Regions from separate parts of the Homo sapiens genome. Here regions 2 and 3 are each linked to region 1. Evidence: chromatin loops called from intact Hi-C (ENCODE). Cell type or tissue: PC-3. All regions are shown on one strand. Region 1 overlaps VAV3 (vav guanine nucleotide exchange factor 3). Region 2 overlaps VAV3 (vav guanine nucleotide exchange factor 3). Region 3 overlaps VAV3 (vav guanine nucleotide exchange factor 3).

Region 1 (8,000 bases):
CTGGCTGCTATAACTGAGGATTACAAGGGGAGTCCTAGTTTAGATAAGTTGGTTGGAAAAAGTCCTTTTAAGTCATTTGAACTGAGACCTAGCAGATAAGAAGCAGCCAGCCACACGAAGATCTAGGGGAAAGTGACCCAGGCAGAAGCCGTAGCAGGTGAAATGCTCAGAGTTGGGCAAGAACCAGGTGTATTCAAGAAGCTGAAAGGTAAGAGTGGCTGGAAATGGAGAGTGAAGGGAAGGATGGTGGGCTCTGAGCCATGAGGAATGGGCAGGGCAATTACATAACACAGCCTTGTAGGCCAATATGCTGAATTGGGATTTTATTGTGACTGCAGTGGGAAGCTATTAAAAGGTTTCTATCAGGGAGTATTACAACAGACTGATTGACATTTCAAGAAGACCCTGTGAGCAGGCAGCCCAGCCAGCAAGCTGTTGAAGTGGTTTCAAGAGAGGATGCAGCCCTGGATTAATCTGTGGGCAGTGCAAATAGAGATGAGTGAATTTAAGATACATTTTTGGTAGAGCAGTTTCATCGCTGCTTTCTCTGAAACATTGTGAACCTGTCTCTTTCTTTTCACACATGCAGCCACATACCCATTTCAGGACACCATCATCTGCCAGTTTTCCAGTCACAGTAGCCTCTCATCATCTCTTCATATAGTTGCATTTCCAAAATGTGGATTTCTCAATTTACTCTCTTTCTCAAATTTGTCAAGATTTTTTTGTTGTTGTCTTCAAGATTCAGTCAATATTCCTTGGCATGATATTTAAGGTCCTCAGTGATCTGGACTTAAGCTATTTTCCTGAACCCCTCCAGCTAATAACTGCCCGTAAACTTTACATTGTGGATATTTTGCTGTATTACAAGGTCTCCAATTTGACATACGTTTCTACAGTTCTGCCTTCAATTGTAATCTCAGAGCCTAGAATGTTTTTTTCCTATTCCCTATCAAATTTATTCAAGGTGCATCTAAAATAAATCCCTTTTCCTAATCTCCTATTATTTTTCCTCTTTAGAATTCCATAGCATATTTCTTGGACAGCTGTGTAGCCTTTAAAAAATTGTGGTAAAATATATATAGCATTGGCCGGGTGTGGTGGCTCACACATGTAATCCCAGCACTTTGGGAGGCCGAGGCGGGCAGATCACCTGAGGTCAGGAGTTTAAGACCAGACTGACCAACATGGTGAAACCCCGTGTCTACTAAAAATACAAAAACTAGCCAGGCATGGTGGCACGTGCCTGTAGTCCCAGCTACTGGGGAGGCTGAGGCAGGAGAATTGCTTGAACCCAGGAGGCGGAGGCTGCAGTGAACCGAGATCATGCCACTGCACTGCAGCCTAGGCAACAGAGCGAGACTCTGACTCTGTCTCAAAAAAAAAAGTGTGTGTGTGTATATATATATATATATATATACGTATATATATATATGTGTGTATATATATGTGTGTATATATATACACACACACATACATACACACACACATTAATGCTATAAATATATATAGCATTAATTTGCCATTCTAATTATTTTCAAATTAGAAGTGCATTCATGATGTTGTGTGACCGTCTCCAAAACTTCATCTTGCAAAACTGAAACTCTGTACTCATTAAACATGAACTTCCCATTCTTCTCTTTCCCTGGCCCCTGGAAACTACCAATCTACTTTCTATCTCTGTAAGCTTAACTACTCTGGGCACCTTATATAAGTGAAATCATACAATATTTGCCATTTCATGACTGGCTTTTTTTACTTAGCATAATGTCTTCAAAGTTCATCCTTGTAGTAGTCATGTGTCAACATTTTATTTTTTTGATTTCCATTTGTTTAAAGCTGAATAATACATCATTTTATATAAATACCTCACTGTTTTTCATTGATGAACATTTGGGTTGCTTCCTTCTTTCAGCTATTGTGAATAATACTGTTATATTATTATTGTCACAGGTGTACCAATATCTATTCAAGTGCCTGCTTTCACTTCTTTTAGTTATATACTTGGAAGTGGAATTCTGGGTTGTATGGTCATTATGTTAATTTATTGAAGAATTGCTATACCATTTTCCACAGCAGCTGCCCCACTTAACTTTCCTACTACCAATGCACAAGGGTTTCAGTTTTTCCACATCCTTACCAACACTCACTATTCGGTTTGTTTGGGTAACAGCCATCTTAATGGTTTTAAAGCAATATCTCATCGTGGGTTTGATTTGCATTTTCTTAATGACTAATGATGTTGAATATTGTCTTTGTGTGTTTGCTGGCCATTTGTATATTCTCTTTGGAAAAATGCCTATTCAAATGCTTTGCCCATTTTTGAATCAAGTTGTTTTTTGTCTTTGTGTTGTAGAAGCTCTTTATTTGTATCCCAGATATCAATCCCTTATAAGACATATGGTTTGCAAATACTTTTCTTGTGTCTGTTGGCTTTTCACTCTGTTGATATTGTCTGTGAGGCACAAAAGTTTTTAATTTTGACAAAGTCCCATTTATCAATCTCGAAGAAATAATTGCTGAATCTATTGTCATAAAGTTTTTCCCCATTTTCTTGTAAAAGTTTTATAGTTTTAACTGTTATGTTTGGGTATTTGAAACATTTTTAGTTATTCTTTATTTATGGTGTAAGGTAATGAAGGGTCTACCTTTATTCTTTTACATGTGGATATCCAGTTTTCCCAGCACCATTTGTTGAAAAGGCTATTCTTTCCCTATTTAATGGTGTTAACCTTGTTGGAAATCATTTGACCATATATGTGAGGACTTATTTCTGGGCTCTCTACTATTCTGTTGGTCTATATACCTGTTTGTATGCCAGTGCCGCATGATTTTGATTATTGTGGCTTTGCAATAAGTTTTGGAAACAAGTCAGTAAGTATGAGACTTCCAGCTTTGTTCCTTTTCAAGATTGTTTTGACTATTCAGAATCCCTTGAGATTCCATAAGAATTTTAGAATGGAATTTTCTATTTGTGCAGAAAACATCACTGGGATTTTGATAAGATACATTTATTTTTATATTTATAGTGTTAATCACACATCTCTGCCCTTTATTAAAATGGAATTTCTGAACGTTAGTGATTTTCAGTCAATTCTTTTTTCCTCTAGCGTGTACAGTAAGTGTTCATAAACACTTAAAAATAATTTAGTTATCAGCCTCTGGGAAAATAGCTCATTATTTTAAATAATTAACTCAGAGCTTTTCGTCCTTGAGGTCCTAGCTCAAGAAAGCCAGCCTGGACTTTATAGACCAAATTAGCGCGCGCCCCCCCGCCCCTTTCTGTACTCCTTCATGGCAATTGTGCGTTTGTAATTGCATGCTTCTGTGAATATTTGTTCCTCCACTGCGCAGTGTGCTTCATGAGGGCAGTGTCTGTATCATTTTGCCGTACACCTGTTATGGTGGTTGGCACGTAGTAGATGCTCAAAAAATATTAATTGCCGAACCGTCTCGTAATTTGGACCCTTCCGGTTGAGTCTTTCTTTTCATAGCTAATTTCCCCTTTAAGAATATATACTAATTAAAATCAATTGATGTCCTTGACATACCCCCTGGGATTACAGAGGACAGACTTATTTGTCATGTAGACCTGAGCTTTTTAGAGTAAGTATGCTTTAAAAGTATAAAAAATGGTAACATTTTAATGTAATAAGGTAGTTGTCTTGAGTAAATATCTCTACTAATATTTGTTTTTATTTTCATGTGATTATGAAAAACTCTGACATGTGCATTTTATATTTTAGAACCAACCAGTTTTGCTTTTTGGACGACCTCAGGGAGATGGTGAAATTCGAATAACCACTCTAGACAAGCATACCAAACAAGAAAGGTAAGAAAAGAAGAATACTATTTTCAAAATAAGTAATTAGTGTCAGAAAACTGAGAAAACCTTAAAGACAATTTTTCCAGTGTGAAGTAGGGGGAAAAAAGGAAGAAATACAAGGAGACAGACCAACCCATGATTTCTAAATTTTTTAAATCTAGATTATCTTAGGTATTCCCACCTGGGTTCTGGTATCTATTAGTTTGTCTAAGTTATTAAGAAGGAAGTAACAAGTATAGATGATCAGCTAGGATACATTAAAATGAGAAGAGCGATAAAGTAAGAACAGATAACTACCATAAAAACATAATTGAATTTTTGGAATATATTTTTAAATAACCAAAAATAATAGAAAAATGCCCTAAGAAAGAAGATTAAGTGAGAATCACGTAGTAATATTTTCTTGAGGGAAATTTGCAGATGTAGTTCTTGAAGATTAGTAAGCTTGGCCCGGAGTCCTTAATTATGTATATATGTAATCATCAAACAGAGGTTTTTGTGGTTGACAATGATTGTTTTCTGGAATCTTTGGAGAAGCGAAAGCCAGTAGGGGGCAGCATCAGCTCTTGCTTCTTCCTCGATAACCCTGGCTCCATAGGTCCTTTAAACCTCTCTGGGAGAAATAGACGTTAAAAGTGATGCAAGTGTTACAGCCCTGTGAATGTGTCATTATCATTGTGTATAAAAAAAATGTGTGTTAATCACTGAGAGTTTATAAAAATACACAAGTATTGGTATTGGATGATGTGGTTATAAGGTTTATTTTCTCCCCCAAGTTACGTTGTTCTTAATAAGAAAAAAGAAATATTAACATGGAAATTTCACCATAACGTTTTCAGTTTACACTTGGCTCATATACCATTCAGTTTGGGTTTTTAGGTGGCCAATTAAATCATGAGGAACAATATAGAGGGTAAAAGCACAGTTTCCAAAATTAGACCTGTTTGTGAATCCTGTTACATGCCTCACTAGCAGTGTGATCTTGAGCAAATTATCTAACTTCTCTAAGCCTCAGTTTCCTCCTCAATAAAATGAAGATGGCAATGATACCTTCCCAGCATGTGGTCTTGGGGATTTAAATTGAGTCATGTTTGTGAAAGGGATGAACACTTCTCAAGGCATTCTGGCTGATTCCTAGTAACTTCAGTAGAAGCTGCTACGGATGTCATTAATATTATTCTATAGGTTTTTAGCTTTTAAATTAAAAAAGATAATTGCTCATGAACAAACTTTATGGCTTATCTCACTTGGCCCTTTCAACAACTCTGCAGTGTGCATTTTACTCTTACTATGATTTTTGCCCATTTTTAAAATGAGGGAACCAAAGCACACTGAGGCCATTTACAAGGTAAAGGGAAATTCCACACACAGTTCTTATAACCTCAAATACCCCGTTGTTTTCAGTGTATGATACTACCTGTTGTCTTTAATGCAAAGAAAAAAACATTTGGTTGCTTTATACCCAAAAAAATTAATAACCCATGTTTCTAAACCATTTAAAATCAATCAATCAATCTCTTTTTCCCAGGCATATCTTCTTATTTGATTTGGCAGTGATCGTATGTAAGAGAAAAGGTGATAACTATGAAATGAAGGAAATAATAGATCTTCAGCAGTACAAGATAGCCAATAATCCTACAACCGATAAAGAAAACAAAAAGGTGACTTTTTGGAAACTAATAACTGTAATTTACTTATAATCTTGAACATTAAGGAAAAGTATGATAATACATTAATGTGAGATATGGCTTATCAATCCAGATGTTTTTGTTTCTAGAGATTGATTAGGTACATAACTTTGTGAGAAATAACTGGATAATGCCACAGCCAGATCTGATCATTTCTAATGCCCTAATGATCCAGATAATAAAACGCATTTGGCATAGAAATTGTTATAGATATGAAGTTGACTACAATAAGCTTGATTGTTCAGTTTGTACATTGATAATATTGTGAGGAGTTTTTGGATAGTTGTGGTATTCTTGTGAATTTAGAAACATGTTATTAATGATACATATTAATCTAAGGAATATTAATTTTAACAGTGGTCTTATGGCTTCTACCTCATCCATACCCAAGGACAAAATGGGTTAGAATTTTATTGCAAAACAAAAGATTTAAAGAAGAAATGGCTAGAACAGTTTGAAATGGCTTTGTGAGTATTTCTATTTTTAAAAGTGCTTTTATTTTTACTAGTTAAATCACTTATGAATAATGAACAACCAATAAGTGTACTCTAATGCTTGTAGCATGTATAATGTGTACAGCGACGGGAATGTTTTTGCTGTGAGCAGGAGTGCTACTAGGCTGCTGGCTGCTTGATAACTTTGGTCTCCTAGGAGAGGAGTTTTGTTGAATTCCTTCAAAAAGAAGAAAGAGGGAGCTCTAATCTTCTGTTTGACTTTCTTATAGGCATGTTTTAGTTCTTTAGCTCTCAGCAGCCCAAGAAAATATTAATTATTCTAATGATAAACTTTTTATGTAATAACTATATTTTTAAATTATATACCTTTAAATAGAAATGCCTCCAAGTGTACATACACAAACAGATATGTAAATGCATATATCTTATTTTTAATAGAAAGATTGAATTATTCTGTTTTAACTCGCTTATTTGAATCTTGGCTAAAATGCTTCGTGTATTTAAGGAATGCTTTAAGGGCTTGATTTCTTTAAGTGGCTTTTAGTTCCACTGAGGAGGAAGCTCAACAAAGAGGTAGAAAATAAATCAACCCTGTTTCAAAAGGAATGGCATTCTGAGACGTAATAACCAAGAACAGGTCATTATAGGTGTTTCTTTTTAGTTTTGATGTTTAAGGATTGAAAGGTACACAATGACCCTTTTTGTAGAAATATATAGGATACCCTGAAATAAAACTGTTAGCAAAAGGGGAAATTAAGGAAAACTACATTTGGAATTTGTTTCATTTGGGTTCTAAGATTATATACCATTTGTTGACAAATTCTGTCAGTTTTTTTTCTTTGTTTTAAGAAATGCTCATGTTAATGTAAACTAGAGGTAGGAATAGGATGTTTTATTGTGGTTCTGAAATTAGGAAAATAAAGATTCTCAAGGTTATTTTATCTAACATTTTAAGAGACAGGATTCTATAGCCAAACTATTTACGCTTATAAAGATTATTTACCAGTTGTTGACAAATTCTATCAATTTTTTTTCCTTGTTTTAAGAAATGCTCGTGTTAATGTAAACTAGAGGTGGGAGTAGGATGTTTTATTGTGGTTCTGAAATTAGGAAAATAAAGATTCTCAGGATTATTTTATCTAATATTTTGAAGACAGGATTATATAGCCAAAATATTTAAGCTTATAGTCAATTCTGGGTTCATCTATTATCACTGCCATGAACTGGCTGCATAATGAAAGCTAAGTTATTTAACCTCTCACAGCCTCAGTTTCCTCATCTGTAAAATAGGAATGATATTTATTTCAAATTCTAGGTAATATGTATCAGCAGAGAGCTAGCCAAATAGTACAATAGCAGCTACAGCTATGTGATATTGAACAATAGGTGATACCTATTATTATTGCTATTATTATTAATAATAATTGCATTTGGGATTCTAGTATACTTACAAGACTTATAAAACTACATAACATATTCTAGTATACTATTTTTTCTTTTTAGGAAGTCACTTGGAGTTAAACAATTTGAATTGGAGTGATAGGATGATTGGGTTAGTGGTAATATGCAAAGACAGAGCTGATCTCGAGCCTTTGCTCTTATATGCTAGGCTTTTTTTTTTATGGGTTTCGTTTGGCTATATAATCTTCAGATGAGTGAAGGAATGTCTGCAGAGAAGGAAATTGAATTTCATGTCCTAGAGCAGGCAGGTTCCTTGGACTGTATGACAGGCATGTCAGTTACTATTTTGTTCAGTTGCCATAAAACAAACAGTTAATTTGTGGATATGAGAGACTTGATGGCCAGGTGTGATGGTTCATGCCTGTAATCCCAGCACTTTGGGAGGCTGAGGTGGGCAATTCACCTGAGGTCAGGAGTTCGAGATCAGCCTGGCCAACATAGTGATACCCCATCTCTACTAGAAATACAAAAATTAGCCGGGTGTGGTGGCACATGCCTGTCGTCCCAGCTACTCGCAAGACTGAAGCAGGAGAATTGTTTGAACCTGAGAGGCGGAGGTTGCAGTGAGCT
Region 2 (8,000 bases), 100 kb after region 1:
ACTAGGAGAGGTCACTCCCGTGGCCATCTTGGTTTTGGTGAGATTTAGCCGGCTTCTTTACTGCAATCTGTTTTATCAGCAAGGTCTTTATGACCTGTATCTTGTGCTGACCTCCTAGCGTATCCTGTGACTTAGAATGCCTTAACCGTCTGGGAGTGCAGCCCACTAGGTGTCAGCCTTATTTTACCCAGCTCCTATTCAAGATGGCGTTGCTCTGGTTCACTCGTCTGTGACAGACCTACTTGCTCCAGGTATTTAAGGAACCCTAAGAAAGCATGACTAAAAAGAGTGAGCAAGTGTGAGGCTGGAACAAGATGAAACTGGAGAGTTATCAGGTGCCAGAAAATATATAGGGTCTTGTATGCAGTGACCAGGAGTTCAAATTTAATTTTAAGTGCAGTGAGCAAGTTTTTAATAGGAAACTTATTATATAATTTATTATTTTTTTAATCAGGCTGCTGTGTGTAGGATGGTCAAACATTATAAGATTGAATGAGGAAAAGCCAATTAGAAAGACAGTGCTTGAACTGGGAGGTAGAAATGAAGGTGGCAAGAAATGGTTTGATTAGAGAGAAATTTTAGAGATATAATCAAGTATATGTGCATGTGTGTGCACATGCATATTTGGAAGGGTGGCCTTTGGGAGAGAAAGGGTCCCTCCCTCCCTCCCTCCCTCCCTTCCTTACTTTGTTTCTTCCTTCCTTTTTGAAAAAAAATAAATAAATAATTGAGATAAAGAGCACAACCTATGGCACCATGGTGTTTGGTCACAGTCTAGTAGATATAAACTCTGTACGAAGACACAAAAAAAAGGTGCTATAGTCTGGTACCTACACTTTATACTAAATAAATACTGTTGGTGTATTGAGTGGTACTGAAGCAAGAAGATTGAGTATCTAAAGGAGTGTATGTTTAAGGCACTTAAAATGCACTTAAGGGAATGTTGGTAGGTGTTTTAGTCTGTTTAGGCTGCTCCAACAAAATACCATAGACTCTGTGGTTTATAAATGACAGCTGACAGTTCTGGAGTCTAAGAAATCTACAATCAAGGTGCCAGTAGATTCAGTGTCTGGCAAGGGCCATTACAGATGGCTGTCTTCTCAGTGTTCTCACGTGGTAGATGGGGTGAGGGAGCTCTCTAGGGCCTCTTTTACAAGGGCAGGAATTCTGCACATGGGGCTCCACCCTTGTGGCCTAATTGCCTCTCAAAGGCTCCACCTCTTTCATTCATGTCCCTACAAAGGACATGAACTCATCATTTTTATGGCTGCATAGTATTCCATGGTGTATATGTGCCACATTTTCTTAATCCAGTCTATCATTGTTGGACATTTGGGTTGGTTCCAAGTCTTTGCTATTGTGATTGGAAATCATCATTCTCAGTAAACTATCGCCAGGACAAAAAACCAAACACCGCATGTTCTCACTCATAGATGGGAATTGAACAATGAGAACACATGGACACAGGAAGGGGAACATCACACTCTGGGACTGTTGTGGGGTGGGGGGAGGGGGGGGAGGGATAGCATTAGAAGATATACCTAATGCTAAATGATGAGTTAATGGGTGCAGCACACCAGCATGGCACATGTATACATATGTAACTAACCTGCACATTGTGCACATGTGCCCTAAAACTTAAAGTATAATAATAATAATAAATAAATAAATAAATAATAAAATAAAAATTTAAAAAAAAAGGCTCCACCTCCTAATACCATCATGTTGGGAATTACGTGTCAACATATGTATTTGGGGGTACATAAACATTTAGTCTATAGCAATGGGTTTATTAGTAGAAATTATATATGAGTTTTAAGGAGTGAGAATAGTAGTTCAGATTATTTTTTCCCTTGGGTTGGTGGATGAGCTGAATATTCAGACATCAGTAAGTATATGCCAGGAAGAAGGTAAAGTATGTTAATGAGAACTTGACCTGTTCAATAAATTTCAAGTAATTCACAGAATGAGTGTAGGAAAGGAGTAATAAAATGGGCCAGACCCTCAAGACTGCCTATTATCAAGTTTAAATTTTATCCATTGCTTTCATGCAGTGTCACTGACCTTTTTTCTGTCCCTCAAGTACTTTCAAGTTCTTTCCAGTTTCAGAGCATTCACGCATATGGCTCAGTTTGCCTGTTACATTTTTCCTCCCAAATGCCTACTGTCTTCTCCTCAGGTCTTAACCCTGACCTGATGGCCTACCCTTAAATAAAGCATCCCCCACTCCACACACACCCCTGTCACTCTCTAATCCAGAATCTCTTTCTAAGTGGTTCTTTATGATACTTTTATCTGGTATTATTACATTGATTCACTTGCTTTTGTGTTTGTCTCCTCCACTAAAATATGAGCTTTATGAGGGAGGGATGTAGTCAGTCTTATTTATGGTAGCATTCACAGTGCAAAGCCAATATCAATGCATGAATGATCTGTAAATATTTGCTGAATAAGTGAATGAACCCATAGAACAAAGAAGGAAAATTAGGTTCTTGCAAAGTGCCCTTAATCATTTTTACTTTTACGCTGTTATCTTCTCCTTTAGATATCCTTTATGAGTGGACTGATAATGGTTCATTTTGGTTGCGAGAAAGAAAACATGCTCAGTTGCTCTGGGAGCTGGGTGTTTATGGTAGGAGGTTAACAACAACAAAAAAAAAGCCAAGGGGATCATCTCAATAATCACTCTGGACCTCAGTGCCTTAGAAGAAGGGAAGAGTACAGGAGGCTTTAAGGGAATCTTTCTGGACCAACCATTTTATAAACTAGTGATCTCAGTCATCTTTTGTTTACAGAAGTCAGAAATTGTTCTTTGCTGACTTAGATATCTGCCTCCTGCTTCCATGTTCTGTAAGAGCAAATATTCTTCAATGAGTGCTGCTCCTTTAGACTGTCTCTCTTGGCCTCCTCTTCAGCCGCTGGTGTCTCACATGTTAAGCCTATTTATTGCAGTCTTTGAGTTAAGTTAATCACCAGCCCTGAATTACTTGGGTGTAGTCAGATGAGCAGAATAATGTGGTTTAGGTGATAATAACCTTATGTAGAAAGAACTCCCTGTGGCTGCTAACTCACACGTCCACAGAGCTGCATACAGACGTGTCAGGCTCTAAGAGTTCTACAGATTGTCCAATACAGTGCTTGCTTTTTTTTTGTTTGTTTGTTTTTTGAGGGCTTTTGAGGCTGTTTTTAGAATATATTACTGGGAGTTATTACCTTCCTCCTGGAATTTGCCTAGTATTGGTGAGCTCTCAGTTGTTCACCACTTGAAGAAAAGTTCTACCTCCTCCTTTCCTGCTTCCCAAGATAACACCAGACATGTGGCGGGTACTCAGATCATCCTGAAACATACATCAGCCATGTCAAGTGGCCTCTTTTCTACCAGTCTCATTCCCTGTAGGTTGCATAGAATGACCAACCTGAAGTAGGGAAGCCTGAACTAAGAGTCTATAAATTGGATTTTTGTTCCATTTTTGCTTCTGATTAGCTGTTGACTTTAGACAATTTATTTTAGTATTTAGTTTTATAATGTGACAAATAAGGTGGTTAGACTAGGTGACAATACTCTGTAAAATTGTGTAATTGTGTTCTTTTTCTATCTTTAAAGAAGATGATAAGATAGCTCAGGGCTATGCTTCTGAAACTGGATTCCTTACATCCCTGGGAATAGCTGTTTGCCAGGGGTCTGCCAAGTACATGGCATTTTCTCCTGAAGCTTTGACCTTAAATATTTTAGGGAAACATTTTTTCCAATAAAATGTACATGTATAACAGAACAGAATGTTAAATTTGCATGGATTTTCAAGTAACACATGAAATTTTATAGTTATTTTATATTTGGTAGCCTATAAACACCTTTTTAATAAAGGTGAAAAAAACTTCCAAAGACATTATCATATCTTTCATCCTTGATTCATGATTCACTAATACTCCAGTAGACAGTGCCAAAGAGTGACTAGTCAGTGGTTATGAAGTTGAAGGAAGGCATCTCTGCCTCATCCTTGTTTTTATATGAGCTGTGACAGTGCTATTTCCATTATTTGAGTCATCATTGTTTATAAAAATAATGTAGGCTTCTCTGGTGAAAATTTTAAAAATTATTGATGGGGAGTGTTCCCTTTGTGAACAGTCAGTTCTTTAGACCAGTTTGTTTTCCACCAAATTGCCTGCTTCTGTTGTAGCATGGAATTTTTCCACCAAAATTCTATGCCGTGGTTCCTTTTACTCCTCTCTGAAGACCAGCAGATCAATGAAAAAGTCATGCTTTCTTAGAAAGAGCCCTATAAGCTGTGATGTCAGGGGAATCCCAGCACCTAGCATCCCAGGCTCAACCTGATTCTTAGGACCTGATTCTTAGATTGTGAACTTGTATCAGGAAAGGTCCAGATGTTAATTTATAAAGGGTTTTTTAGTTGGGAGGATGACAGGCAGCACTTATTTCACTGTAATTTTCTCAAAAGCAAATTTGGCAGTGGTAGGTGTTGGTCATGGTGTTTTGCACATGTACCCACAAGAATGTGATTCCCAAACTTGGCTAGAGTTTGGATGTCACACCTAGGAAATTTATAGAAAAAATAATGTACATGTTTTAGGGTCCTACCCAAGAATTATGAAAGGAAAATTTCTGAAAATTTTTATAGATATGAACATTTATTTGTTTTAAAGTTCCCTCTGGATGGAGGTCCATGCCCAGTTGTATTGTTATCTCAGAGTTCACCTGTCTGTCTATTCCATGGACTGACTATAGGCTGTTTGAAGGCAGGATACTTTCCCTTGCTTTCTTCTGAAACTGCCATGCCCAGCACTTATGGAATGCTGAAGTCACATTTGATGAATGAATTAATATGTTATGCTTGTGATCAGTTTCCCAGGATAAAACATCTACATGTTCTGATATCTTGTAAAACTAATTATTTTTTAATGTGGCTGTGTTTAGATTTTAAATTGGGCCTCAGAGGTGAAAGGCTAGCATATTACCTACAGCCCATTTATCTAGTAGGCAGTACTCTCCTCTAAGTTATTGCCTCGGGGAAGCCCATTGCATTAGGGCAGTGATAACAGCATCATGAATAGATACTAATCTATGTTGTAGCAATCGCTCTTCTTGCCCTGCTTGGAAGACACAGTGGTTGATGCTCCTATAATTAGCTGTTCAGTTCATTGAAGTTTGAAAGTTTATGTGAAAATTATCAGTGAAACAATTTATATCTAGAAAATTTTCTAATAGGGTTCTACTTAGAATTAACTTTTAAAAAAAGCACATGTGTCATTTGGAGTGTGTCACTCTTAGCGGTACTAAATTCAGATTTGAAAGGAAATTTTGTTTCAGGTCCCCCTTTTAAAAACACTTCTGTATTGTTTTGGGAAACTCCAGCATTCTGCATACCTACATGTAGCTTTAGTTTTATTTAACCAGAAACACACGACTATTAGTAGAGTGTAACTATCCTTTTAATATTGCTAATTTGTTTGTTAATTCCTCCTGCATAAGTTTGACTTGGGCATTTTGTCTGATGTAAGACCAAGCACAATTACTAATGTGAGCAAAAGTTAATGAGCAAAATTGTCAAGTTATATATTAAGGGCATAGTTAGCTGTACAACAAAGCTTTTGTTGTAGGGGATAAAACAAGGTAAAATAATTAAACATCTGGCAGGAGATCTAATTTTGGCTTAGTATTTTAATCATATTCTCTTGGATAATTATAATTGATTATATAAAAGTTTTAGGAACTTCTAAGATTGCCCAAATACATATGGTGAAAGTACATGTGATTATTTTGCATTTAATGTCTGAAGGTAGTTGCAATATAAATATTCATATTTGGGTGAGCAACACTGTAACTCAGCTAACACATCTGTTGTAAATAAATTCTGGAGTGGAGAGAAACTAAACAATTGTTGGGTCTGTATTTTCCCAAGAAGAGAGAAGCAACTTTCTGAGATTAGTTGTGAGTTTATAATATAATGAAATGTGTATTTCTTGTCATTTTTTAAGGAATATGACTGTCTGTTTCCAATTAATCACTGCCAGTGAGGAAACTTAGAGTTCAAGTTTTGTAGTTTACGCTACTTTGCACCTCAGCATCCTTTGAAGTATGGTAGCCAAGGGAAAATATGGAGTTTTTTAAGGAACTGGTGATTTTAAGCCTGAACAAATTTTGAAAGACTAATCTATGAAAAGGAGATTTGCCATCTTCAGCATAATTCCAGATGGAAGGCAGTAGGTCAATGGAGAGAAGTTACGTAGAGATTTTTAAGTAAGTTTCAAGAAGACCTTATTAATAAACTCTGCAACAATGACTGAGTTGTCATGGGGATGTGTGGTGAATGTTCTGCCCTGGACATTTTTAAACAGAGGTTAAAAACCTATCAGAGGCATATTTTCTAAGGGGAGAAGAAAACCTATATTAAATTAATACTAAATGACTGTTCGAAATATGAACATCTGTAAATCTAATTTATTCTCCGTTCTTGATCTCATTTGTGAAGTGTGATGCCTTCTGTGGCAGTAGATTGTGTTAAGAATTTTATTGATGATTGAATGCTGACGTCAGGTTTAACCCATTTCCTCTTAATCGCAATTTTTTGTCTTCCAGTTAATGTGAGTGTGTTCACATTCTTAGCAATGTAATGGTGCCTTTTTCATAAGTGGAAAGATATTAAAGGGCATTTTGGATAGCAACCATTTATCCCACCTGTATTGTAGAACACCTACTATATGCTAAAATCAGAAGCAAAGAGCAAGTTGTCAGAATTCATTATATCGCTGTGCCCTTGTTTCATTCCTTTTATCCTTTGATCTCTGTACCCCTGACAACAGATCATGCTGAAATTGGAAGTGCTGACAGTAAGAAATAAATTGCCAAAGATAACCCTAACAAATGACCAAAAAAAAAAAAAATACATTCCATTATATCATAAACTCACAACCCATTCCACAAAAAACCATATGAGTTGAAGAAACACTATACTTTGTAAGTTGATTATGGCTGAATAGAGGTTAATGACAATGTCCTAGTGGCTATTTCCTGGGCTTAAGCATAATTCTTGGCAAGGGTTACACATTTTTGCTTTGGGGAAGAGGTCAGCAACATACCTATAGTAGTGTGCTACTAGGTGAACTTCTTAAATGAAGCTCATAACCAAGAAGAAAGCAATACCAGAAAAGATAGAGTAAATAAAAAACTTAGGAATAAGTGGGACTAGAAAAGCTAGAATAGCTAAGTCCTATTACTTGACCAGAGTATACTAGTGTATACTCTGTATACTCGAGTATACAGAGTATACTAGTGTATACATACTAGTGTATACACTAGTATGTACCCTTTGTAATGTTAAATATAATTTTACATGTTATGGGCATGTGGTGGGCATTCCAGTCCATCTACAGAAAGACATATGAGGCAGCATTGCTCCATCCCTAACACCTTACAGCCTCTTATGGAGCCTGGGCATTTCTGTATTTTAATCCCTAATATATATTTGGGTGGTGAAATGTCATCAAAGTTAATTTTTTCCTAAACACTCTGTGAATTTTCAGTTGTTTCTTCTTAAGAATGATTGACTTGGGCATGTTGGCAATAAAGAAACAGCTCTTTCCATCATTTGTCACATGACGCTGCTCCCTTTTTATCCCTGTGGCTCTTGGCAACAGAAAACTGCAGTGAAGTCCACGGCTCAGAACTGGCCCCAGTATTTGAGACCACATCAGCTCTTTGAGGTTTAAAAGATCTTCTTTCTTGACTTCCGCCTATATTTAAAACTGTCAGAAAAACAAAATTACCCAGGGAGTCTACCAAACAAGATGCTTTCCTTGCCCTAGGTATGCTCAATAAAAAGGAGGTGAACTGCAATTCTCTCCCTTAAACACGGAGTTAACTATCATGCAAACCAGACTCCATTTAAAAAATTATTCCACTTTATATTACATCCTCTTCCACCTGTTGGAGTTCTTAATCACTTGTGTATGGGATATTTAGGTTTCATTTTAAATTAGCAGTA
Region 3 (8,000 bases), 160 kb after region 1:
GAGCTTCAATGGGAATAAGGCCCATTTCATAATGTTCTTGAGTGAAAGTTATAAGGAGCCATGTAAAGGGCCTGGCACATGGGATAATGGGGTAGCTGTTACAGTTTTTCACATGTATTAGGTACTTTATATATTCTTTGTTATCATCTGTGAAATGGTTTATTAGCCCCATTTTATAGGTGAGATTGAAAAATTGCCATTTCCCTTATCCAATGCTTTAGCCAAACTATGCTGCTTTTAGCTTATGAAAGGTGGTCTTTGTTTATCACCTTTATGTCTGTTTCCAGCCTGCCTGCTCTACCTAAAATGATCTTTCCCTGGTTCCTGGCTATTGTAATTTTACTAGTTCTTCAGTTTAAGCCAAGCTACTTGTATTACAAAACTTTCTGTCACCCTTCCCATTGGATACACAAAACAAAGTTCTCTCTCCTGCCTTTGAACTTTCCCTTCCAAGATGAGAATTCCTCAATGGCAGGAGGCTTATCTTTATAATCTCTGTGACCTCTGAAGCTCCTGGTACAGTGCATTCCACAACATACTCAAGTTTTGTCATAAATAATAAATCATTGATGATTCTCTTTTTCTTCTTTCAGCTGATTTTTGGACTCATTGATTTGTCTGGGGAACTTTGAACATAACCACTGAACAGAGATATTAAGTTGATGGCAGTGGGATTTTTAGAAGAAACAAGTGGTTTTTTTTTCTGTTTTTTTTTTTTTATTTTTTATTTTTAAAAAGGCGCTCCAATAGAAACATTGAATAATTAAGTTAAAAGTGATTTTTCGTTTATTTTCATTTCAGATATTTATAAGAAATTTTATATCTACAGGACTCATTTGATGATAAGATACATTTTTATTGTGAATTATTATTCAGTTTCAGTTTACAGTAGAGAGATTCAGATTTCTGCAGAATCTATGAAACCAACCTGCGAAATTTTCTGAAACGATAGTCTGAAGGATGGCATGTGGTTATTACATTAGGTTTAGATGTATTTAAGACAAATTATTTATAAGAGAAAATTGGAAAGAATTACATTGACCTCTGTGAGTAGCAGATATGCGGAGCTATGACAGGTACTATACTTCATCAGAAACTAAAAACAGTCTCAAGTACCATTTGTGCTTTATCAACTTTTGTTTACCACGAAAAAGCATAAGTTTGTTTTTCTGCCATTTTGAAAGAAAATAAGTGCAGGAAAGTAGAAATTGCTGTATATTCAGCAAGCAGCTGTTCCTTTTATTTTGGTTTAGAAAGGCAAGTATTTCATAAATAAGAACAATAATTACTACTCTGAAACTGAGGTTTAGTATTGTTTCTTTTCATTTGCTACATCTGACTGAAGACAGGATGTTCTCCATCTGTGAATAACAATAGGGGGTAACTCATATTATTAATGGCCTGAGTAACAAGGACAGCTATTAGGTAGGTGTCATGTACATCCAGACAGCAGGGAGAGATTATCATTTGCTTAATCTTCCATATACCTATGGAAAATTTAGCATTAAATTGGTCATCCTTATTGTATTTATGTGCTCAGGAGTTCATGTGTTTGAGAACAAAAGTATCCTTATCAAAAATATGTTGGATTCTTTTTTCCAAAGGAACTTGTGGAGTACTACAAGCATCATTCTCTCAAGGAAGGGTTCAGAACCTTAGATACAACTCTGCAGTTTCCATACAAGGAGCCAGAACATTCAGCTGGACAGAGGGGTAATAGAGCAGGCAACAGCTGTAAGTATTGTAATTGAGAATACAATTTGCTGTCACTTAAAAATTAGGGGCACAATAACATTAAACATCTTCCTTCCAAATTTTAAAATATAACCAATGGATGCGCTAATGCATGAGCAAGGACTTCTTTTCTGGAGTTAAGCAGAGTCAGATGGACCAACAGGCTTGTGAACATGTCTAATTATAGATCTTTATGGCAAATTAAAAATTATGTTTATGTCCAAAAATCCAGCAGAAACGTAAAAGATATGCTAATATTTACATTTCATACTTTTCATTGACTTTTATATTAACTAAACTCTTTTTAACTTACATGTAATGTGTGAGGTCATAATTCTGTTTGAGTAATAGTATTTAAGCAGGGCTGGTACACAGCTCTCCAGTTAGCCTAGTATCTCAAATCTGCTTATGGTCTATTTCAATGACTACTTTAAGAATTTTGACATTACTAATGTGTTTTTTTGGATGCTAGTATTTCTAAAACCATACATTGGCCACTTTCTTTCAGAATGAGCTGTGTGCTACAACTAATCACAAAAGATTAGCATGCAAACAAAAGCATGTTATGGTTGGACTGTGAGTCTAAGTCGAAAACCTTTTCTCTCATCGTTTAATGTTACATAATCTTCCTGGAGATAGAGCATGTAACAAAAAAATTGAAAAATGTCATCAAGAAGGTGTGATTTTATTTTCTTAATCTGATATCACTTTATTTTTTTTAAATAAGTGTTTTGGGGAAGAAGTGAATACAATTTCATTACTCTTAGAATCTTTAGCCTAAGCAACACTGGGATATCTAGAGGTATTTGAAAACAGAATTTGCGTCGGTTTAATATAACTTTATATTTTTCCTTGAAAGCAGAAACTGAAAGGGGAACAGGTAATGCTCTGGGTTTCAACAACATCAGTGAAGTTTTATACATTTCAATTCAAGTAAACAAACAATCTGTCACATCAACTGACATATTTTTTATTTAAGTAACTTAATATATGTTTTCCTCACAGTGATCAATGATGTATGCCTAAGCTCGTGCAATGAAAGTAGAGCGAACTTTATGTTAAAACTTTAAACACCTATTAGATTTTATGGTGTTATTTTTTAGCCCAAGATTACCTGATTATTTTAGATTCTCAAATAGGCATAATTTTTGCTCATTCAAAAATGGAAGTTTTCTCCAAAAAAACAATTTTCCTACCAATATCTTAAAACTCTGTTGAAGCTATGACATTTCCCCCAGCATGAAACATGTAATTTTCGAAGCTCTGTTTCTTTGCCTTCCCAGCAGCAAGAGATAATAAAAGTTGCCAGGGAGGTCAGTTAGATGAAAAATCCTGTTTGAGTTGTTCACTTAGCTCTAGAGAGCCTAGGAGGGAGAAGTGGGGCAGACAGGGAGAACAGATGTCCCATATTAGGTAGGAAGGTCACTAACCCTCATATTTCACTCTGTGGTTCACTCCCAGCCAATTCCTTAGTGTTTAGTACATGGAGGTACTCAGAGAATGTAGCCCGGCAATGAATGAAGTTGTCTAACTTAAAATTATGTCTCATGTTTAATGAAGTATTTAATGCTCAACTTGTTTGACAACTAAGAAGGGAATTACAGGACTTTTTCTTAAAAAAAAGCATAGCCAGTAGAATGTCTTTGAATATCCATGCTAGCCCCAGATAAATTTTTCAGCAAATAAACTCATGAGTTCAAACTTCCCTATCCAGTCTTTTTAAGAGATTCTGACAACTTGAATCAAGCCACTAAAACTTTTTTTTTGTAATTGTGAAGGGAAAGCAAACAATTCATTGAAAATTTTATATTTGTTATCGTTTGGTTTTGTTCATCAATTATTCATTCATTCGTTAAACAGATATATATTAAACACCTAACACATACAAGGCACTGTTCTGGTTCTGGGATATAGCAATTAAGAAGACAAAGTTCCTGCCTTTATGGAGTTTACATTTCAATGGGGAAACTCAGGCAAGTCTGGTTTGGAGGAGTTTCATATTTTTATATAGAGTGGTCAGGTAAGATCTCCCTCGTAAAGCAACTCAAAAGGAGAGAAGGGGTGTAGGTTGGTAATGATTGCACAGTGGTTAACACTCCAAGATTAGTCATTCGTTACTGCAAAGAAGGATTACAATCTTAGATCAAATTTGTGATACCATTCCAGTGTTTTATTTACTTTATACTAACTTTGTATAAAGTTAGAGGAAGACTAAGATGGTTCTGAGGACTAAATGAGGTGTTCTATATAAAGCACTTAGCATAGTGCTCTTACATGGTAAACAGTAAAAGTTACTGCTGACTCTACAACTTCTACTTCCTCTACTACTGCTGCTACTTCTAACTCTTATTCTAACACAGTACTTTCCTATATTTCTAAGGCTTGAATACATTTACTAATTATGACTCATAGCAATGTACATCTTTGCCTTTATGATTTTTTAAATATAACTTGCTTATTTTTATACCAAGTCTTGATAAAAGCTCACCCTTAAAGAAAGACTGCTTCTATTTTTATGCATTTTATACATCCCAGGAAGTGGTAAGGAGGAAATGCTGCATGTTTGTATAGAAAGATTGTGCAAGATGTCTTCATATTGCTTACCTTTGGTTCATAGCTTTAGGTATGCTGCTATCATCTAAAAATAACATTTGCCAAGCATTATTACCTTGGGATACTGGGTTGGACAGAAATGGCATCTCCATTACTTCTAAAAGTCCTTGGAGGATACAGAGCAGGCAAGGTAAAGCTTGGAACCATTCTGTGTTCTGAGTAGAGGTTGAGAATAGAACTTCAACTCCTGAAACCTGCTGTTTATTATTGTTATTATTTTTAAATAATCTAGTCACCTTGGAAAAGAAAGCCCCAGGGCACTGTAGTGGCCACTTACTTTTGGGCTACTCTAGGTTAGAATGTTCGTAGAATGTTTACCAATTATTTTTTCAAGTATGTACAATGTGATAAGATTATGACAGGACTATCTTATGCAAATTCAAAGTAACATCTAAAAAGATATTGATTAGAATTAAGCAAGTGTCCAAAGTATTGGGCAAGGAGCATAACATTTTAAAGTTAGGGGCCCATTGTAGGCTGTCTCTCAGCCTCTCTCCCAGAGTGATGGGATTTTATCTTTGTCTTTGGAATGACTTAAGAGCATTTCTAAGGGAGAAGAAAAGAGAGAAAGAAAAAGAACAAAGAGAGAACTCAGGCATAGCAGGGAGCTCTTGGGCTTCCTCTAGAAACTTCAGTGACTCCATGAAAGATGTTCTATGGATCTTTGTAAAAATCCCATTATTTTCCAAAATGGTCATCTCAAACCTGCCTTAGATTGCTTTAGGTTTACCTGTAGGGCTTGTATATTTGAAGGGCATTAAATTGACTTTTGCATTTCTTGCTCTACAATGAACACATAATTATTTTGAGGTCTGCCAGAGTAGCTGTCTGACCTTAGGCGAGTCACTTAGCCTGTCTGGACCTTAGCTTTCTCATCTGATGAATGAGGAATGAAATTAGAGATTTTATAATGTTCTTTTAAAAATAGCATCTTAGGTTTTTTCCTTTGTTTGCATGAGAGAAGCAGGTAAGGTAATGTTAACAGATTGGTGCATTAGGAAAAGTTGTATGTTTAGCTATTTTGTGACCCATAAGCAGACCTTAAATATTTTGCCAAGTTTTTATTTGTAGAGAATTAGTTGGGCCACAGAGTAGAGTTGGGTAATTTTTTTAAATGGCTATCACTATATTTATATAATATCCAAGTATCTTCTGTAAGAACTTATTAATTACAAAAGGGTAATAGTAATAACCAAGTGATTGAAGTTAACATCCCTAATAATGGGACAAATAAATATCATGTACCTCCTAATATAATGCTCCAAGCAGGACAAACCAACACTTTGGTGGTATTATTGTCCCCAAAAAGCATAAGTGGAATCTAATCATGAGGAAACATCAGACAATCCCAAACTAAAAGACATTCTGCAAAATAATTGGTCTATACTCTAAAACCTTCAGTGTCATTAAAGAAAAAGTCTGAGGAACTGTTTCAGATTAAAGGAGACCAAGAGATGTGACAACTACATATAACATGTGGTCTTGGATTGAATCCTAGAACAGGGGTTGGGAAGATACATACACACACACACACACACACACGTATGTATATATATGTGTGTGTGTATAGTAACATATTTTGTATATGTTATAAAATATGTGTGTATATATGTTGCTATAAAAGATGTGATACAATTGGCAAATTTTGAATAAATTCTCTTGATTAAAAAATAGTACCGCATCAATGCAATTTTCTGCTTTTGATAATTGTACTGTGGTTATATAAGAGAAGAGAATACCTTTGTTTTTCAGGAACGTGTGCTGAGTATTTAGCAATAAGGGGCATTATGTCTGCAATTTATTCTCAAGTGGCTCAGGAAAAATACATAGATTGATAAAGCAAACATCATAAAATGTTAACATTTGGGGAGTCTGAATGAAAAATATGTGGGAATTCCTTTTGCTCTCCTTGCTACTTTAAGTCTGAAATATTTCAGAATAGAAGTTTTCAGTTGTGGAGATGATCCCATTTGCTGGCTATATCTGAAGAATTGGGAGGTAGTGACAGTGTCCTTCTTTTGCCTGCTTCAGACATAGAAGCGTCTGGTCCATTGATTTCAGGACGTGTGGAACACTAGCATGTACTGAACAGATCATATTTGAAGCCATCCGTTCCTTACCTGTGACCTCATTGGATTTGCTTCATTCATTCATTCATTCATTTATTCATTCATTCATTCATTCATCCCTTTATCCTGAAAATATTTTCAGTACTTAGTATGTGCTAGGCCTTGTGCTAGATACTTGAATTATAATAGTGAATAAGATACACAATCTGGTGAACAAGAACAGACAAAAACAAACACCTTCAATAATCACAAATTTTGATAATCCTTATGAAGCTGAAGCATAAGTGCAAGGAAATGGGAGCAGGGCCATTTAGCCTTCAGGGTCAGAGAAGGGCTTTTTGAAGAAGTGACAGTCAGGCTAAACTTAAAGGATCTACAAGAGCTGACAGGGTGTGGGGTGGTGGCCAATAGGGAACCTGCATAGCAAAGAGGTCGTTTGTGTGAAGGTTCATAAGCATTAGAGAACTTCATATTTTTAAGGAACTGAAAAAGGACCAATGTGTTGTGAGTATAGTAAGTGGATTCTGATATTTGCACTAGGAAAGTATTGAAGTTTTACAGACAGAAAATGGCATGAACTAATTTACATTGTCTTAAAAGACCACTGACTGTTCCTGAGGAGTGGCCTAGAGGGAGGCATGCACAGAGGGAAGATGAGTTAGGAGGCTATTGCAGATGTCCGTGAGAGGGATAAGCATGCTTTGAACATGAGTTGCATAGTGACAGCAGAGAAGGATAGTGGCAGGTTTGCGTATATCTTAGAGGTTGAGTTGATTGGATAAAGGATTTGAAATCAAATTAGTACAAGTATGGTACATAAGTATTTGCTTTGGACAACTGGCAAGTGATAAAACCATTAACAATCCAGGAAACAGAAGAGATAGAACAGATTTAAGAGAAAAGAGAATATATTCAGTTTTGCACAGTGTTTAGGTACCTGCGGATATTCAATGGTTCAGGATGCAGCTGGCACTGAGGAGAGTGGTCTGGATTGAAGGTAGAATTTTATGAATCATTAATACTCCATTTCATAGTTCACATAGAATATAGTGATGTGAGAATTATAGGCATTTGTATATAGGCTTAATTTCTTCTGGTGCATTGTTTGCTGGAGCCCTAGAAGCCAGGACCCTTTGCTTGTCATTCTCAATTGTACTTTTGCACATGCCTTGCATGAAATAGCCTCAGAAGGGGCTAAATAAGAGAAGTCAGAGTCTAAGGTTCACAGGAGACACAGCAGATATTAGAGTGCTAAGTTGAAACTGGAAAAGCATGGGAATATGGGTGAGTTTGAAAACAAAGTGTAGATCAGCATGTTCCTTTCAGTGTGGTGACAAATAGTGTAGCAATTCTTCAAAGATTGACAAAGGCTACTTTTGTCATTGGAGCCATAAGTTTGACCTTGCAGGAAGAAGTAGAAGCCAGAACAGAGCCTAGGCTGTCTCTCCCTGGGTGTGGTCTCTTTCCTGTCACCCACTGTCCCCATTATTCTATTCACCATCCAACAACATGCTTATCCTTCATTTTTAGTCAGTATTTTGGGTAGAAACAGAAACTTGGATAATTTGTGTCGTATTTATTTAA

What was found. Hi-C counts contacts between places; a loop is a spot of excess contacts. Peaks named below come from ENCODE experiments on the same cell type or tissue, not always from the same donor. Only the 100,000 strongest peaks of a DNase experiment are listed, where the experiment ranks them.
Region 2: a loop joins it to region 1, with 3.0 times the contacts of the local background. A loop is called at or near these places in 2 of 110 quality-filtered maps.
Region 3: a loop joins it to region 1, with 4 times the contacts of the local background. A loop is called at or near these places in 3 of 110 quality-filtered maps.

Annotation. Positions count from the first base shown.
Region 1 is chr1:107,746,949-107,754,948 of GRCh38, reverse strand. VAV3 (vav guanine nucleotide exchange factor 3) reads left to right here. Exons shown (of 27, transcript NM_006113.5): 13 at 3,747-3,832; 14 at 5,355-5,487; 15 at 5,872-5,981. Among named protein-coding and RNA genes, the nearest start is that of MIR7852, 150 kb to the left of the region's middle. In PC-3, CTCF peaks have their summits at 4,371 (motif pointing right) and 6,167; a DNase peak (open chromatin) is centred at 4,398.
Region 2 is chr1:107,644,222-107,652,221 of GRCh38, reverse strand. The region is part of intron 19 of VAV3 (vav guanine nucleotide exchange factor 3); the gene reads left to right. Among named protein-coding and RNA genes, the nearest start is that of MIR7852, 250 kb to the left of the region's middle. In PC-3, no CTCF peak of the experiment used is centred here; a DNase peak (open chromatin) is centred at 3,971; H3K27ac peaks cover 1,194 bases.
Region 3 is chr1:107,589,946-107,597,945 of GRCh38, reverse strand. It overlaps VAV3 (vav guanine nucleotide exchange factor 3), which reads left to right. Exons shown (of 27, transcript NM_006113.5): 25 at 1,605-1,734. Among named protein-coding and RNA genes, the nearest start is that of MIR7852, 300 kb to the left of the region's middle. In PC-3, no CTCF peak of the experiment used is centred here; DNase peaks (open chromatin) are centred at 3,205, 3,815 and 4,295; H3K4me3 peaks cover 1,623 bases; H3K27ac peaks cover 2,486 bases.